Regions from separate parts of the Homo sapiens genome. Here region 2 is linked to region 1. A link is an interaction called in ENCODE POLR2A ChIA-PET data of the cell type or tissue named here. Cell type or tissue: HepG2. All regions are shown on one strand. Each heading gives the region's core, and the rest is flanking DNA. Links, peaks and the distances in the headings are about the cores only.

What was found. Peaks named below come from ENCODE experiments on the same cell type or tissue, not always from the same donor. Only the 100,000 strongest peaks of a DNase experiment are listed, where the experiment ranks them.
Region 2: POLR2A ChIA-PET joins it to region 1 with 11 read pairs; 2 of 35 experiments call an interaction of 5 or more read pairs at or near these places.

What each region holds. Positions count from the first base shown.
Region 1 is chr10:112,723,554-112,733,147 of GRCh38, reverse strand. All of the region lies in intron 7 of VTI1A (vesicle transport through interaction with t-SNAREs 1A), which reads right to left. Among named protein-coding and RNA genes, the nearest start is that of MIR4295, 94 kb to the right of the region's middle. RefSeq lists an enhancer at 299-800. In HepG2, for the core only: no CTCF peak of the experiment used is centred there; a DNase peak (open chromatin) is centred at 4,627.
Region 2 is chr10:113,002,636-113,012,229 of GRCh38, reverse strand. The region is part of intron 4 of TCF7L2 (transcription factor 7 like 2); the gene reads right to left. Among named protein-coding and RNA genes, the nearest start is that of SNORA87, 38 kb to the left of the region's middle. RefSeq lists a silencer at 4,666-4,960 and enhancers at 4,458-5,178, 5,179-5,899. In HepG2, for the core only: no CTCF peak of the experiment used is centred there; a DNase peak (open chromatin) is centred at 4,749.

The DNA of each region.
Region 1 (9,594 bases), core at 944-8,943:
GCCTTGTATTCCAGAGCTGAACGTGCCAGGAATCTCCTTTTAAACCCAGATAATCCCAGTAAGGAAAGAAACCTAAGGGAAGGACTGCTAGTGCCCATGCACTGAGCAGAATCACCTGGTCCCCAGTGGACACACTCCTTCCTAGCTGCTATTATGCACGTTTTGCTGGGAAGGCTGATAGCCTTGGAATTGGAGGTATGTTCTCTTCTTGGGGACCATCCACCTTTACTGTGTCAACTCTGGCTGACCTAGTAATGTGAGCAGTCAATCTGCCATGTGAAAACATATCAGAGGGAGGGGAAAAAGCAGCAAAGTACATCCAGAGAGAAGCATGTGGGTCAGGAAACAGTAAGAAAAACTTTCTGGCATTCATATTGGTCATCAGTAGCCCAAGGGGAATAAAGGGTTTCCTGATGCTCAGTGCATCATCAGGAAGATTAATTAACATTTGTAAAGGCCACACACAGTGTGAAAGGCCCAGTAATGGATCTCCAAAAGCCACAGTCCCTGCTTTCCAGAAGGTCATGAAACAAGGAGTGGAAAATATTCCCTAGAAGACAGAGCTGGATGACCTCGACCATGAAGAACATTGCAAAGAAACGACCGGGCTTGTCTGGGATTCTCTTCATTCTGAAGTTGAATCTGATCTGACAGATGTGGTGAGTAATTAAACCCTTGTCCATTCATAGTCTGAATGCTTGCACTGCACAGAGAATGGGGCAGGAATAATGAGAGGCACAGCCCCTCTGGGACTATTCAGGAGTGCTCAAATTTGCATGGTCACATGAACCCAAAGGAAGTGGATTATGCTGGCCTGGCCAGGAAGTAGAGACAGCCAAAGATTTCTGATTTGCATAAATCCTAAGGCTGGAAGGCAGAGAGGCTTAAAGGCTCTCAAAAAAGGCCAGATGTAGCTGCCTTCCCTAGAACCCAGCACATCTCTGTAGCTAGATGCCTTCTCACAAAGGCTGTACAGGTAATCAAACTTGTGATGTCATTTGCTCAAAAGTTTCATAAATATGTACTGTTAAGTTCCCCAAAAATGTGATTTTTACAAGTGAAGTTGCTGTACAGTCTCCTAGGGAATGGATTCTTTTAATTAGCTTGAAAAAAAGGTGATTCGGTAAAGGGTAATGCATTTTATTATGATTAATGCTGTCAAATAATTTCTAATGGTGTGACAAGGTGCTTAAGTAAAGAATTGTTTGTGGCTTTAAAAAATAGTTAATGCCTCTCAAAAAGGATTATTTTCTTTTTAAGTTTCAAATGAAGGCTACTAATTAATTAATCCATTTACATAAAAATGTCTTGGATCAGCTACCTGCAAAGATAAAGGATGAAATCTATCCTCTAATTGGAAAAAGAAAAACTGCTATAAAATATGTGGAATAAACATATGAAAGTAATCTACAAAAGGCAAATAGAAGTCATTAATTAAAAACTGACATCAAAAATTTCATTTCATTCTATGCAATATTAAAAATATTGGTGATGTCATATACTTAACTGAGTAATCTTCCTAAAATATGCCTTCTCATGTATGCTGTTTTATGCAGTTTTTTTTTTTTTTTTGAGATGGAGTTTCACTCTTGTTGCCCAGGCTGGAGTGTAGTGGCACGATCTCGGCTCACTGCAACCTCCACCTTCCAGGTTCAAGCGATTCTCCTGCCTCAGCCTCCTGAGTAGCTGGGATTACAGGTGCCTGCCACCATGCCTGGCTAATTTTTTTGTATTTTTAGTAGAGATGGGGTTTCGCCATGTTGGGCAGGCTGGTCTTAACTCCTGACCTCAGGTGATCCACCTGCCTTGGCCTCCCAAAGTCTTGGGATTACAGACGTGAGCCACCGGGCCTGGCCTTATGGAGTTTATTCACGGGAAGTCATGCAAAACTACATGGTGGTTTCAAGAAATTGGACTGAAATCTCCCTTCAGTTTTTCCCAAAATGTAGCTAACTTCATGTTATCTCCCAGATTCATAGACATCAGGCAACCAAGCTTGGTGAAAGCATTCCAACTTTTGCTCCCTTCAGTTCTGAACGAGTGCTACCCTTGATATAAACAGTCATTACAGACCCAGAATGCAACAAAGAAGGCAGATATTTACTAGTGAAAAACTGAAGTTCCTTAATCACTTTAATATATATAATCAAATGGAAATTATATATTACCCAGACTAATTATATATAATTTCTTGGCATCAGGTATAAACTATTCAGACTATCAAGGAAAAAAATAAAAAGATGCTTCTTTATAGCAGAATTTTTATTATAAAATATATCTCACAGCAAATCCCATCTTTTTAGTATCTGGTCTTTAGTCTTTGATGATTTCAGTTTGTTTTTCCAAATTTTTTTTCCAAGCTGAGGCTGTGCTGCCATTTTTGCAATTGGGATTGGTATTTTTATGATCACTTACTGGATTTATTATACGGTGGTTGAATAAACTGCTGACAAGAAAAGTGGAAAGGGAAAGAGAGAAAAGAGGAGAGAGTTAAAAAGCCAAGGAGATGGAAAAAGAAGAAAAAAGAGGGAAGAAAGAACAGGAAGGAAAGGGGGAAAGAGGTTAAAAAAAAAATCCTAAAAGTAGATGTTGTAATACATAGGAAAAAGAAACTCGGGCACCTGTCAAAGGGACTCCATGTGTCAGTGAACTGCAGGAGGTGACACTTAGGCATCCTGGCTGTACATCATCCCTCACTCTAAATGAATGTAAAGGTAGATCTTTATTCTTTTGGACTGACAAGATCACGCCACAAGGTGACTATCAATTGGCAGGGACTTCAACTTTACAAAGTTGTGCTGAAAGACAGAATTATCAATAAGCTCCTGAAGACACATTCTCACCAGGAGAAATGGAAAACTCAGGTTCTAGCCAAGTCCTTAAGAATGCAGAGGAAGGAGGGTCACAGAATGGAGGAAATCTCTGGTTTGCTGGTAGCTGTAACCTCTCCCCCTTAAAAAGCCCATCTTCACCTTTAAAATAATGCAGATTGTTCATGTATTCTTTGAAGGAGCTTAACATGACTTGTACAAAAGGCCAGCATAATTTTCCAGCTGTTTTGCTGAGAAATATGCCCTCTTCTATGGTCAGTGAGATTCAGCTCCAGAGAAGTGAAATAACTCAATCCAGGTGTTGCTGCTGGGGAGAGAGGTCCTGATGTTGGGGCCCCTGGATTGGAGGTCAGCATGCCCAGCCTTTGGCTGTGGAACTTTCTGGGGAGTATCAGGTTTGCTACGCACAAAGAGGGCTGGTAGAACTCTCCTGATCACAAGACATGACACTTGCCAGTACCACTAGAGCGCTGAAGAGGCGCAGGTTTCCTTTTCCCTGTCTTTGTAGATTACACCAAGGGTGTCCAGCCTGCAATCAGCTGATTTGAAAATGGAGTGCCCACCTGACTGTATTTCAATTGCTTCATATCCCCATCAACAACAATGGATCAGCCCACAGGAGGTGCTGACCCTTCACTGCTTGTGCCTCGTAAGAGATCTCTTGGAAGTGCTCATCAATTTGCGTGTGTTTTTCTTGTTACTTCTGTTGTATATTTCGCATGTGGTCTATTTCATAATGAGAAAAGTCTTCCTAAGATTCTACACAGAGCTATAACTTCTTAACCTTATGGAGTCTAAGTTTCTTTAACTGTAAAATTGAGACAGTTCCTATTTGTGGGGATTGTTGATAATTAAAAAATAAGCATGTTGCTTAGCACAAAAAAGGCACACAAGAAGTGGTAAACATCACAATTACTACCACAGAAAAAGAAGTGCAAAAAGTTGTTTAGGGCTATGAAAACATCTTTATTTTCATATTTTTATTCCCAGAGGTTTAAAATGTTCAGGTCTGTTTGCATTCTTTTTGGTCTCTGCTGCTATCAACACATTATTTAAAGAGTGTTAGAAAAGTTAATCCAAGAGAAACACACTTTTGGTCATTGGCCTCTTTAAGTGACACCTTTTTCATTAATTATTACCTTTCAGTGACAGTGCTGTGGCCAATTTCCATTCCCTCTGTTGGCCTGTATGAGTTCTAGGGTAAAAAGTGGTTTGGAACCTTTTTAGTCAAGGAGCAAAGAAGGCTATTTTTTTAAACTTTTAAGAAAAAAAATCAAAACCACCCAAACCAAAACCCCTAAAAGGCATCATGGTTGTTAAGGCTGAGAAGTTAGACCTGGTTCTGAGACCAGCTCGGCCACTTACGGAGGGCATGATCTGAGTTAGTTGTTTCCTTACTTATAAAATGGTATAATAAAAACATTGATCTCTTAGGCCTATTGTGCAGATTAAAAAAAAATCTACTAACATAAAATGCATAGCCCCATGCCTGGTACATACAATGGTTACCATAATCATGCTACTATCAATAACCATAAAACTCCATACAGGAGTCAGGGCATTGGTGCAGTGAACATTTGTTGTTAGATATTGTCCGAGAACACTAGGGGTAGCCTGAGCCCCTAATTACCCCCAAGTATGATTCTATTTTTTTTCTTCCATTTCAGGAAATTCATTTGTACTTGAAAATAGTCATTAAGCTGAGCCCTTTGTGATGCATGTGTTTAAAAAATGTGGTGGTGACACCTGGGTTATCAGTCTCTTTATTTGCAAAGACAAAGGTCACATCAGACTTTAGCTATTGTGCATTTCTGGGCCCACATACTGTGGACAAGCTCCTTTATCCCTTCAATGTCCCATGCATGGTAAGCAGGACAACTGTTTCCTTTTTATTAGATAGGGCAAACGGCCTGTGTTGTTCAAAAGGGATGTTAAAAAGCAAAGTTATTTCCACAAAATTTATAGCTCACTTAGTTGTTGATAAACATAAACCAGGTGTCACTCTTGCAACACATACCCAGACACCCTCTACTACTGATTTCACCAGCTGTGCAACATATTCTCAATTTTTCTTCTTTTACTTTTAGCAGATAATGTTTCTGAATCCACTCATTTTGAGGGGGGTGGGGGGAAGAAAAGAAAGAAGGAAACCTGTCTCTTTACGCAGGGACTGGTTCCACAGAACCTGAGAAACTTTCCTGAGGTAAAATCCCTTTCTCTGGTTAGTGAGACAGCCGGTGACTTCGGGTTCAGACTGTCCCCCCAGCAGCCTGCTGTGTCACAGATGTGCTGCTAGGGGTGTGGAATGGACCCTACTGGGTATGGGGGTGGTGAAGAGGGGCTGTGAGGTTGGGATTAAACCCCTCCTTAAGTTGGTCGGTCCTCAGGCCGCCTGGTAACTTTCTACAAGCCCAGTTTTTAAAGGCAAGATTTTCAAAGAACAGATTTTACTAATTCTGGATCCTTAGGGAAGACAGAAAGAGATGACATAAAGGGGTAAGAGAAGGGAAAAACTAGGCAGAGAATGCATGACCATATCTCGTTTGCCTTTCATTTATAATAAACTCTTATTCTGTCAATTAAGTAAATTATATTCTTCCCACTGTGACTATCATTATACTTGAGACCACTCTAGTTTTTCTGCCCTGTAAATGGATCACATTTGTTACTGACTTGTTAATTCATACAACATGTACACTGAAATACAAACCGTCCCGAAAGCCTCACAACTTCCACAGTGAGGACCAGCTCTTTAAGATTATTCTATTTATTTCACATTCTATGAGAATATTCAGTGAAGTTAATGACTGCTTATAATTTATTTCCTATCATATTTTTTTCATGTAAGTAGCTTCAACTTCCTAGGAATTATAAAAAAAATTTTTTTTTTCCCTGCAGGGTATCATTAGGGAATAAATGTGGTTTCTTCTTTTGGGCAACAGTTTTGCTCTGCTCACCTTTCAGCAAAGATTTACTGAATACCAACTCTATGCCTTGTTCTAGGTATACTTTGTAGAAGTATAGAGTGGAGAAAGACAGGCTAAAACAACAAGGTAGTAGGGTGAGTAAAGGTACTCTGGGTTTCATGTTGTTGCTTCTTAGACTATCTGAAATGAAGGACCAGTTTGTGCTTTGGTTTTTAATTTCCAACCTGTTGACAACTGATGGGGGGGCCTTTTTGCATGACTGCTATGCAGCTCCCACTGCGTGCAACTCACCTTGTGAACTCATCAGCACCCAAAATGCTTTGTACCCTATTCAATGAGACAAGTCCAAGGACCATATGCTTGCATGTTGTGACCACATCAAATTGCTATAAATTTTTTTAGATGCCTGTTCTCAGTTTCTACATTTATGATGTCACGGAATGACATCAAATAGTTCATAGACTGGCACCAGGAGTACTTCTATACCAAAGAATAAATAATGTTGAGTGGAGTGATTTGAAACTGACCCCCCGGTATCAGCTATATGCCTTCTTGTTCAGACTCACCTCCAAACCCTGCAGCCTCCAACAAGCCAGTGCACATCAGGATCTAGTCTATGAAAACAAATGAAACTCCAAGATACCCTGAGCTCCTTGAAGCCCATGAAATTGTCTGTAAAATTTTGTGTATATGTACATTTTTCCAGAGAGAGGTTCTATAGTTTTCATCAAATGTACAAATAGGTATGTGGCCTCAAAATGGTTAAGATAAACTAACTCCTTAACACTTTTTCATTACCTGGCAACCCTAGTTAAGAATTTCAACTTGCAACTGCCCATGCTTCCTAGGAAACACACACACCTGAGGGGATTGTTGGTTTTATGAAGCCTTCCTGGGTCTGGGGCCAGGACTGCCTGTTTCCATGGTGTTTCAAAGCATGGTTGTTCTGGGTTAAGAACAAGACTAAATTTGTCTACTGACGGCTTGGACAGCAACAGGAGGTTGACTCCCTTCAAGAAATAAAAACATAAAAATAGTCTGTGTAAGAAAGGGTACCATTATTCTTCAACATTAGAGAAGTGTTCCCCACTCTGGTGTCTTAGAAGCCCAGAGATGAGCTGGGGTATCTGATTTAGAAGGAGAGGATGAAGGCATTGAGAGAAGCAGCAGGATCTGGTTGGAGAAGGAGGTGGAATCACAGGGAGCACTGGCCATTATAAGACTGTGTGGGGAGGGAGCATCCAGGTGGAACCAGATGCCTACGGACAGCAGGACGATGAGATACCAAGGAAGACTGCGTTACCACTCCAACATAAACATAACCATTTCAGGGGAAATCTACCCTTGGTGTCTAGACTGAAGTCTTTATATACTATTTCCTAAGGAAAGGAATCAGGATTCCTTGTAAAAATAGTTGCTTCCAGGTTTGGGCCAGGAGCCTATGGCATCTTATCCTGACAGAAAAGACTAGTGGAATCATGTTAAAAGGCAAAAGAGGCAACTTGAAGGGGATCTCACCGATCAAAGAGTAATGGATGGACACCTATAAAATAGATAAAAGTCCAAGGGTTTATATTGATGCTCAAAACAAACAAGCAAGCATCATTGATCACTTTTGCAGGTTGCTGGTGCCATTCAATAATCTGAAAACTATTTAATAAACAGAGGCATTTATGCTGCTTTTCTGATATGAACTGTATTTCAGAGTAACCAAATAGTTGATGATAGTAAGCTTTTCTATATGATAGAATAATAGCTAGTAAATGCAAACTGAATGACAGAAGTGAACATTACCATGTTGTAATCCCTAATGAATGTTGGCAGTGATCATCAGTGGTTGCTAAAACTATTATGTTAACAGGTTGATAGAGAACTTCATAATGGATGAAAGGCTGACCACACCTGAACCCACTGATCAATCTTGATCTCAATAAATGTAATGCAAACAGATGTTATGTGCCTCCTGATGTGATACAGTTGAATTTGCATCTCATTAAGTCATTTGATCTAAGTATTAATTTACAGAAAGTACAGAGGAAATATAAACATGTTAAATGGCACCATGGAGATGCAATATTCAAATACATAAAATGAACATTTTTACAGGACGATAATCTACAGGACAAAAATTTTTACAGGACAATTTCTTCAACAAATAAATGTAATAAAAACAGGAGGGCGATCTGTAATAGATTAAAGAACGTTTAAAGACAGATCAACCAAATGCAATAGATATACTGTGTTTGCAGCCTGATTTAAACCGTCCAGCTATTTGTGAATGCTTTGGAAACAATTAGGAAATACTGAACCCAGACAGGTTATGCAGTCATTTCTAAATAGTGATTACGTTTTTTAAAAGTTATGCTGTATGTTCTAGAGATACATACTGAAATATTTACAGGTAAAATCAGACATCTGGGATTTGCTTTAAAACACTCTAACAAAACAAAACAAAAAGAGGAGAGAAGGATAAAACAAGAAGGGTGACATGTTGGTAGCTGTTGAAGATGGGTGTTAGAGACATGTGGGTTCATTACACTATTTTGTCTCTGTGTGTGAATTTCTGTAAAAAGGTTTTTGTTTTTTTTTCTTTTTTTTTTTTTCAAAAAAAGGGGGGATGGGGGAAGGAAATCTCACAGAATATAAAGCAAGCAAGACAGGCAAGCTAATGAAAACACAACCCTTATCTATAGAGTTTTTGAGTTCATGTCCAAACTTGCCCCAGCTCTGGGGTCTGAGGGAGGGCGAACACAGATTACATGAGGGAATGCACTCACTGCTCTCTTAGTGCAGGGTTACTAGGTGCATGGGAATTCACGGGGAAAGAGCAATTTGTGCTGAGTTCATAATCCCCAAGAGAGGTCAGGGCAGCTTTCTGATTGGTTGGAGGAGATAGAGCCTTCCAGGATCTACCCTGGAAGAGGCAAGCAAAAGGATCCCAGCCATAGTTTGGTGTCCTCTTTAACCTCATTCCCAGGGCAAATCCAAAACAAGTACCAACAGTACCATGCCATCTGGAATTCTATAATGCACAGCTGGCAATATGTCACGGTAAGCAACCCTCCGAACTGTAGATGATTGGCATATTTAAAGGCCACACACATCTTTTCTTCAGCTCTCTGTCTATCCTCTTATATGTTATTAATGCATGTAATAAATTTGGCCTTGGACAGGGCTTGGTTAAAGGCAATAACACCATACTTGATACAGAAATGACCTATTGGGACCTGTAATATCTCTGTGCCAGCTTTTTTCAATTAAATGACCACAACTAGCAAACAACTATTAACATGGGGACTGTGTGGGATACAAAGATATGCAGTGTCTGCAATGGTGAACCACTAAATGCTTGTAGGAGAAAAAGGGAAAAAAGTTTCTCATATAAGTTCTTGAGACAAAGATGTTATTCAGCTTTACAATCCTTTGAGCTCCTGCTAGGAATATTCCACCAGTGTCCACAATTGCAGTTAGAGGCTATCTTGATAGAATCTGTGTGCTAGAAAACCTGTAATATGCACATAATGTCCGCTCTTGCCCTGAATCCCAGAGAATGGAGGACTATTGCTACTGTACTCTCAGTGACTAGAGCAACTTCAAATTATTCCTTCATCAACTGAAAACTAAATAGAAACTATGCTTAATTGTGTTCTTTGATTTTTCTCTGAGGCTATCCCACATATTCAAATTATATTTACTTTTTAAACGATTAGGACACTGGCATTTGGAGCCCTTGCTTCCTATTTAGCAGTAACCATGCTTTCCAAACCACAGGTTTGATCAGCAGGGTGGGCCATCTGAAATTGAGATTGTCCTGAAGATTCAGGAGGTCAGCCTGC
Region 2 (9,594 bases), core at 967-8,966, 280 kb before region 1:
GTTTTATAACTACTGGTGCATGGCTCGCATTCCCCAGATGTTCTGATCTAGTTGGAATGGGATGTGACCTGGGCGTTAGAATTTTAAAGGTTTCCCAAGTGATTCTGATGTGTTGCAAAGTTTGAAAACCATTGCCAAGGCGCAGTAGCAGCAATACTCACAGGACTAAACTCAATGGCAATACTCAAGGGAGTAATACTCAACGGCAATACTCGAGGCAGTAACGCTCAAGAGCAATACTTGAGGCGGTAAAGCTCAAGAGCAATCCTTGAGGTAGTAATGCTCAACAGCAATACTCAAGGTAGTAATGCTCAACAGCAATACTCAAGGTAGTAATGCTCAACAGCAATACTCAAGGTAGCAATACTCAAGAACAAAACTCAAGGTGGTAATACTCAAGAGCAATACTCAAGGTGGTAATACTCAACAGTAATATTCAAGGTAGCAATACTCAACAGCGATACTCAAGGCAGTAGCACTCAAAAGCAATACTCAAGGTGGTAATACTCAAGAGCAATACTCAAAGTGGTTATGCTCAACAGTAATACTCAAAGTAGTAATATTCAACAGCAACACTCAAGGTAGTAATACTCAACAGCAACACTCAAGGTAGTAAAATTCGACAGTAATACTCAACAGCAATACTCAAGGTAGTAACACTTGACAGCAATACTCAAGGTAGTAATGCTCAACAGCAATACTCACGGTAGTAGCAGCAGTGCAACTGCTAAGGGCTTACAGAAATGCAAGGCCCCACCCAAGCCAACTGATATCAGAATCTACATTTTAACCAGAGCCCCAGAGAATTTGAGGCCTCATTAGCACACAGAGTTCAAAGCCCCTGAGGACAGAATACCACACAACCATTCTAGCTTGGAAACCCCCCACTACCACCAGATCTCTGGCTTGGCTCCGGTTAACCCCATCTTTCCTTCTGAGAACTCTATGGCCCTGTGCTTTTGTTCATGCTGATTCCTCTACCTGGATGCCCTTTCCTAAGCTCTGTGTAAGAAAATGACTGCTCATCTGCCAAGCCTTAAGCATTCAGGTACCATATTTTGTTCCAGTCTCCCAGGAACCACTCCTCCCCTCCTGCCACTAACCATTAAGGATACTCCAACTAAAGCAGGGTTTCTTCAAGGTAAGGACACCAACTCTGCAGGCAGATACGCCCAGATGCAAAGTCACCTTCCACCACTAATTTCCTTTTTTTTCTTTTTTTTGAGACAGGATCTCACTCTCATTGCCCAGGCTGGAGTACAGTGGCACAATGCCAGCTCACTGCAGCCGGACTCAGGTGATCCTCCCACCTCAGCCTCTCAAGTAGCTGAGACTACAGGTGCACACCACCAGGCCCGGCTAATATTTTTGTATTTTTAGTCGAGATGGGGTTTCACCCTGTTGCCCAAGCTGGTCTGGAACTCCCGAGCTCAAGAGATCTGTCCACCTCGGATTCCCAATGTGCTGGGATTATAGGCCTGAGCCACCACGCCCAGCCTAATTTCTTAACAAAGTAAGAAAACTATTGCAATGGTTTCTCAACCGTACTCCACAATATCTCCTACATTTTATAAAGGGAGCAATCACAGTCCCCCTGATTAATAATGACCTTGGTGTCCTGAGACTTAAACCTCTCTGAGATTCAGTTGTCTTGTCTACAAAATGGAGATGATACTGTCTATCTCCTTAACAGTGTGAGAATTGAGATGATGCAGGTAAAATGCTTGGAAGACTGCTTCATGGGTGTTCGGCACAGAACGCATAGGACTCAGAGCTTACTATCCTCATACGGTGATTCCCAAACTGTAAATCATTTAGAGACCTTTGAAATTACTGATGCCTGGCTCCTCCCAAAGTGGGCCCCGGGCATTGGCATTTTTATAAAAGCTCTCCAGGTGAACCTAATGTGCAGCACATTGGGGGAACCACTGCCCTAATACATGATAGGAAGAAGATATCAATGAATGAGGGTGATTGTCACAAAGAATTACTAAGACATATAACCTTTTCCACACCTGCTCCCATGACCCCCTAACTGGCTGCCCTGCCCCACCAATCTCACTCAACTAGGAGAAGGCCCTGCCCAGGAATCACAGACTCAAGCTTCTATAGGACATTGCAGGAAAACTCAAAGTTCCCAAAGCCCCCAGAACTCCATTCTCCAATCCCCAAAGGTGTGTTCCAGCCAACTAGATAACGGAACAATGAAAACAGCACCCATAGGAGCCCGTGGGTGACACACAGGGTTAAAGAAGCCCAACCAAAGACTTAAGACCCCCAAGTGAAAGGTAAATGGACTCACACAATTGTCTTTTATGGTCTCCCTTAATTACCTAAAAGAACAGTCCATGCTGCCGAACAGGCCTGGAGAAAACCTTTCATCTCTCCCTTACCTCTCCCCTTGAGACTCACCGGGTTGTCTTCAATGTATGAAAGGCTCTGTCCAGGAATGCTAACTTTAATTTACCATCCTCTAAGGAACATGAATTGAGAAGCTAAACAAATTTGACAATGGCCCTTTACAGCTTTAAGTACGGGCAAAAAAGAAGCCCATCTCAGGGACGTCATGTGAGCATCAGCTCAAGAGGGTTAGGGCAAGCAGTAACATTCCCCCTTGAGGAACATTTTAAGGTGGGTGTTTCCTCAACACCCCAGGATATGTTCCTGAAGCTTTGGAGACCCATCCCTGGAGGCTGGCATATTGTGTTTTCTGAGAATTTCCAGAAGCCCACACCCTTCGGTGGCAGGAGATGCCTTTCAACAAGGCACCAAAAGGACATGTATAATGAATGCAGGCGAGAGTCTCCAGGGCTGAAAACCTAGAACCACAGAGGACTCTTGCCAGCAACTCTGATCAAGAGATGGCAGTGATTTGCTGAGACCTCTCAGGAGGTAATGCAACTCGGAGACAGGGAAGGCTGCTCCAGGCCAACTTCCCCATCCAGCTCAAAAAATGGTGATGACCTGAAAATCAGGACAACTTGGAAGGAGTATCTTTATTTAGAGGGGAGCACAGGAAGCAACACAGGAGGGCCCCTTGGACCCCAGATGAATTCTCATCACTATAAAACTAGACTTCCGGCATGGGCAATATAGTGAGACCCCATCTCTTCAAAAAATTTAAAAATTAGTCGGGCCTGGTGGTACCAGCCTACAGTCCCAGCTACTTGGGAGTCTGAGATGGGAGGATCGCTTGAACCCAGAACGCAATGGTTACAGTGGATTGCGCCACTGTGCTCCAGCCTGGGCAACAGAGCAAGACTCAGTCTCAAAAACAAAAACAAAACAAAACAAAAAAGATGAGATTTATAGAAGCCTGAGGCTATTCCATGAGCAGAATTTTGAGGCCACACCTGGGTTGAGCAACTAATCCCTGAGCTTAGGAACAGAAAGATGAACAAGGGAGCCCTAGGAGTCAACAGATGCCCCAAACCACAAGTCACTAAAGGAGGGAAAGGAAGGCTAAGCACTTTCTCAAACTGTGGCGCTCCCAAGCATGGTTTTAGGCAGTACAAAGTGTTACTTTAGCCGTTACGGGATTATACTAATGTGTATTAAAAAATAAATAAATAAGTAGCACATCAAACCTATAATTTCACAGGTGTTAATTAAGGATTACAGTGAGACTGAGTTTAAATAAATGAATCAAATGTTTGAATGCATCAAATAAATAATAGCACAGGTAGTATACAGTTATGCCAAAAACCATGAAGGCGTTATAGCGATAAGGGATGCTTGAGAAGCCACACTAAAGAATCCAAGGGGAATTCTGGCAGCATAGTGCTGATATCATCAGGGTCTCAAGACCCCACAGAAAGGTGACGCTGAGTGCCGCTACGCAGAGAGACAGGTGTATCTGGGGGCACTGAGAGGCTAAAGGGCAGCTTCACGATGCTGGACACTGACCAGGAAGATGTCCAAGGATGCTCTGAGCATACACCAAAAAGGTACCCAACGCAGGTGTGGGGAAGATGACCATCCCCAGAGTTGAATCGTATGCCAAATAGAATCAGGGCCAAAATGGGTTTGAAAACCTCTCATACAGAGCTTTGGATGAAAATCTGAAAAAAGGAGCATTGCAGAAAATGTTAAATTAAACAACAACCAAAGTGTCTGCAAAGCTCAGCAAGAGATCAAGTGGAGAAGACGATGGGTCGCTTTCACTTTTGCATGTGATGAAATTCTCATCTCAGCCCTCAGCCCTGAGGCCCTCTCATCGCTGCTATGTCTGGGCTGCACGCTTCCCCAAGCCCCAAGTCAAGCTGCCTGCCTGCCCAGGCTTCTTTGAATTCCATCAGAATTCAGAAACACCTCGCTAAATCAGGAACAGTCAGGGGCACAGAGACACCACGCCAAAAGGCAGGCAGATAGCAAGTCCCGGAATCGGGGCAAGGATAACTTCAGAGTCTCATCCCATGGGGCTTCCCCTCCCCAGATCCTCTCTTTGGGCTTCCTCTACCCCTCATCATGCCCTCCTACAAACATCTTCTCCCCCAAGTTTTCACACTTCCAAGGAAAATGGGGAAAGGGAAAAGCAGCTCTGACTACAGCCTGAATTCATTCCGAATGTAAAAGAAGCCCTCTTCCAATATTGGGGTGCATTTCCAGGAAAATGTGGCAGAATCACTCTGTTTACTCCAGCCTCGGTGATGCTGCCACAACGCAGCACAACCTTCAGTCAAGCTATTAACTTGAACGTTGAACTTCACAGCCTGGCTGTCTTCCTCAGCCTTCCTTTTGATGTTACCTCCAAAGCAAAAGATCAAAGGCTTTGAGTGTGGTGAGGGGAAGTCCCAAGCTCTTAGCCTACCAGCCTGTGATATATGTTAAAATCCTGGCCAAAAGAGAGTGAGCAGGAAAGGGAGCCAGCTCCAGAGGCCTGGGGTGGGCAGGGGGCAGGGGATGGAGGCTAGAGAAGGAATGAGGTTGCCCGTGACGGAGGCCTCAGGGACACACAACCCAAGTGCTTCAAACACACAGAACCCCCCAGAACGAAAGCGCCTTGGCAGGCATCACACGCCCCCACACACCTCTAAGAGAGCCAGATGCTACCCCATGATCCTTCTCTCACACAACGTGCCCCCATCCAATCATCCAACAAACTTGGGCTCACAGCCTAGGAAGAAAGCATTTGTTAACTGAATAGTCATCCCAGGTAATACACAAGGACAGAGATGCCAATGCTGAAGGGAAAGGAATGTAGTTTTAAGAGGGTGCAAAACACAGACAGGAAGATGTCTCCCTTAAGGGTGTGCCACATAAAGGACGGAAGGAAAAGGGCAGGTGCATCAGTGAGGACAGCAGGTGCAGGACTGGAAGTGGGAAGGGCAGGAGGCTGGAGAAGCTGAAAGTGCCAGCGTGGCCGGAGGGGTGAGCAGAGGCTGGCCAGCTGCACAGGACTTCCAGCAGCAGCACAGCCCTGTCCTGGGCTTTGCCCCACAGGGCATGTTTCTTATGAAGAAACATCCAGAGATGCCAACACATTTCCATTTGGGAGTGGCAAGCAGACATGAAATTAAAATTAAAACACCCATGATGATCCTATGCATATGAAGTTGGAAAAGAAAATTCAGTCTATGGCTATAGGAATCAGAAGTAGTTCCTTCTGGGAGACGGAGTCTGAAAGGGAGCAGGAAGAGCCTCTGAGATGCCAGAAAAGTTCCTTATCTTGATCTGGGTCGTGGTTACACAGGTAACACAGGAAAACCTCACAGTCCTAGATACCTAGGTCTGCGCACTTTGCTGTAATTTATACCTCAGTAAATATTAATAGGGGAGGAAAGGAAGAAAAAAAAATCCATCACTGGCCCCTGCTGCCTGATCCTCCAGCGTGAGGGATTGAGGCAGAGCCAGGCTCTAGAACATCACACTGAGTGAGCCCTCGGGCTGTGCTTGTTCTTACCCTGCAGAATGGGCTGGAAATACAAAAAGTAAGATTCAACTAAGAAAACAAACAAGCCTATCTCTAGCCCCTTTTCCCCTTTTAGAAACAGAAATTTGGCTAAAGGGATAGAGAAATTCTTATGGGACGACTTTCATTACGGCAGAATGTGCTGTTTCCCAAGTTGCCGCCTCTCCCAAGTTCCATTTTATTTCTTATAAGAAAAGTCTCTAAAAGGAATCAGAGACTCTTAGGGTCAAATTTATCCTGACTCTCCCCAAATCTAACAAGTTCTTCCTCTAGGAGACCAACAGAGCCGTTTTTCTCTCCTCCCCTCCTGGTTCTGAAACATTCCTATTGGAATGTTCTTTTCTTACCTCTGTGGATCCCCTGGACCAGTTTTGGTTTTTATTTCCCAGAACACAGAACACCTACATTCCACATTTAAACAATGACACTGTGACCGGCCCAGACAGTTCAAAGAAAACAAATCTGACAGAGGGAACTACCAGATCCATCAGCTAAAATCCTGGCCCAAACCACTCAAGAGTATTTTTTTTTCTTTCCTTCCTTATTCCAGGCAAGCAATTTGGGATAACGATGAGGACAAACACTTGGAGAATGACTTCCTCCTCCCCCCCAGCCAACCCCTTTGCAGACCACCTTTCTGGAGCAAGCCTCACCCCGAAGTACAAGGAGGGGCCACACAATCTCAAACCCTTGCGCAAACAGGGTGGCAGGGGGTGAGATAACCACAACCGCATCCTTCGGGCAAGCAGCTCAGGGCACTGTAGGAGCCACTGGGCTCTGCTAAGGGGTTGTCGAGATCAAGGGGAGAGGGTGTCTCCCAAAGCCAGAGCTGAGCCCAGCAGGTCACACCCACAATGAACCTCAGAGTAGAAAAGGACTTAGAATTCAGCCAGGTCATGCTCCCTGCCTACAGTGAGAAAATTTAAGACCAGCAAGATGGGGCACCCCTCCACAGCTACCCTGCTAGCCAGCAGCAGAGAAGGACCCACCTCTAACCCATCTTCTGAGACCCAGTCTTTCTCCCAGCACCTCCCCACAACATGCACAGTGCTGACGGGATCGTGGGAGGGCCCTGCAGCACACACATTCATAATGGGCCATTGGAATGATCAGGCGGCGTGGTAGACCACCTATGACACCGTCTTCAGCGCTAAGAACCTCATTCATGCATGCATTCATCATTCCTGTTTGACCCAACACGTGCTAGGTGCCAGGAAATGTGTCTATGGTCTGGACGGTCCTAAAACAAAAGCCTCCCCCTTCCCCTGAACCGAGGCAGCTACAAGAGGCTTACAGAGCAAGACTTTCTGAGGCATCAGAAGGAGGGGTTAAGAAATGGAACCCTAGGCTGGGCACAGTGGCTCACACCTGTAATCACAGCCTTTGGGAGGCCGAGGCGGGCGGATTGCCTGAGGTCGGGAGTTTGTGACCAGCCTGGCCAACACGGTGGAACCCCATCTCTACTAAAACACACGAAAATTAGCCGGGCATGGTGGCGGGTGCCTGACATCCCAGCTACTCAGGAGGCTGAGGCAGGAGAATCGCTTGAACCCGGGAGGCGGAGGTTGCAGCGAGCCAAGATGGCACCATTGCACTCCAACCTGGGTGACGAGAAACTCCATCTCAAAAGAAAAAAAAAATAAAAAAGAAATGGAACCCTCAAAAGTATACGTCAATTCACTGTGGGAAATTTTATGCTAATTGTCTGAAGACGTTTAAGATTGAGTCACAACTGGGAGAAGAAAAATGCCAGACAGAGAAGCTTTCCTACAAAAAGTAAAATTTTTGAAAAGAAATTTGTTATTTCATTAGTCTGGTCTATGACATACCTGGACCTATTCATCTCTTGGGTGTGAAATACAAGCCAAGGACCTTAAAGTTCCACTGTCCACGTGCTGCACATTCTCCAGGGGAAGGACTGGTGAATGAACAGTTAAACTTTAACTTCCACACCCATCTGCAGCTCCATCACGGCTTCCTAAAATATTAACATGGCTTGCCTGGAGTCTACAGAGACCCCATACTTCCTCTGGCTTCAAATCCATCCTACTCCCTGCCCTGCCAAGACTCTTTGGGCTTTCTCTCCACAGTGGCTCACACTGTTCTTCCTGCCCCAAACAGCACTACACCCCGGAGACTTCTCTACTTACAGGCACTCTTCTTTCCTCCAATAAAAAGTCCGCCCTCTCTTCAATGAACTGGTGGAATCTCTTCTCAGTCATTAAAGCCAAACTAACTGATACTGGGCAATCAACTTCCCTGTGCTACCTAGGGCTCTGTTTCTTCAGTCTGTGACACCCCAATGGGAAACTTAGCTCTGCTTGATTCTCCCAGCCTCAAGGGTACCTAAAATCCCTCTAAAGGTGTATGTTTCGCCAGGTTCTGCACTCAAAAGGTGCTCCTCTATGGTCCCTGTTCCCCGTGGGTGTGTACACAGCTTCCAGCTTCCTTCCACCAAGCACAGAGCCTGCTGAAAGCCATGGTGGCCTACACCATCTCAGGGAGTATATTTTCAGCCGAACAGAACAGGGCTCAGATCCTGACGTTGATTGATACTCGCTGCCTGTGGGACCTCAAGCAAGTTCCCTAAAAGAAAAGTTCCTCACCTGTTTCATTTCATGAGAATCCCATCCACGGTCCTCAGAGGGCTGGAGAAGGGACAATTGCTATGCTCAGTGGTTGGCACAAAGTAGGTTATCTTGATAGATGAGTTCCCTCTTCACCTCCCCTACTTGCCCATAAATCGTTTGGTAAGTTACAAGAAGCAAAGATAACATGATGCGGGCTGGGAAACAGGATAAGAGAGGGCAGGGACAGGGAAATAGAGGGCAGTCATTCTTTCTGAGCCCAAAAGTGGGAGGGATCCAAGCCCAACCTCAGAGACCATCCCCAAGCCATGCTGAGGCTCTGGGGACAGCTCGCTACAAAGCAGACACTACTGGCACCACATGGGTGGCTGGGAAACAAAGGCCCTGGCAGCCAAAGGGTCTCCAGGGGCACGTGGGTGAGATCCCACAAAGAGAAGGCATCAAAAAGAGGCCCCAAATCAAGACCTGATCACACATCAGCCACAATAAATAATGTTTGCTCAAAGGTGGGAGGTGGGGGGAGTTGGAAAGAGACAGGCCCTTATTGGAGAAGGCCGACTTGCATATCCAATGTGGAAGAAAAGCTTGTTTTGTATGTTATACAATGGAGACATTGTTCACAAATGCTTTGCCCATACATAATCAGGCCTGCCTCTGGTTATTACATAAGTCTCTGATAGTTTGAGATTCCAAAAATTAATTTATTTCTATACTTATTCATAAGAATAAATATTTCCTTTTATTTTTGTGTGCATACACGCACACATATCCATGCACAGAACACCACAGGCTCTAAAATGAAATTTAGAGATGAGCAAAATGTATTGACATATGAAATTGTTCAAAATGATTCTATCTAAAGGGATGGTGAACTTTGACTTCTTCAACACATCCTCCTCCAAGAAAAAGTGGAGGGATAATGTGGTTTTTATTTTCTTTCATATCCGCATTTTTTTTAAGAACAAGTCTCAAAATAGAAGCAAAGGCACTTTAACAGAACCTCTAGACAAATGAAAGGAGATTCTTTTCCTGCTAGTTCTAAGGGCTATTTTCCATCTTGCCTGAATCTTGATGTTCCCATCAACCAACACCAGG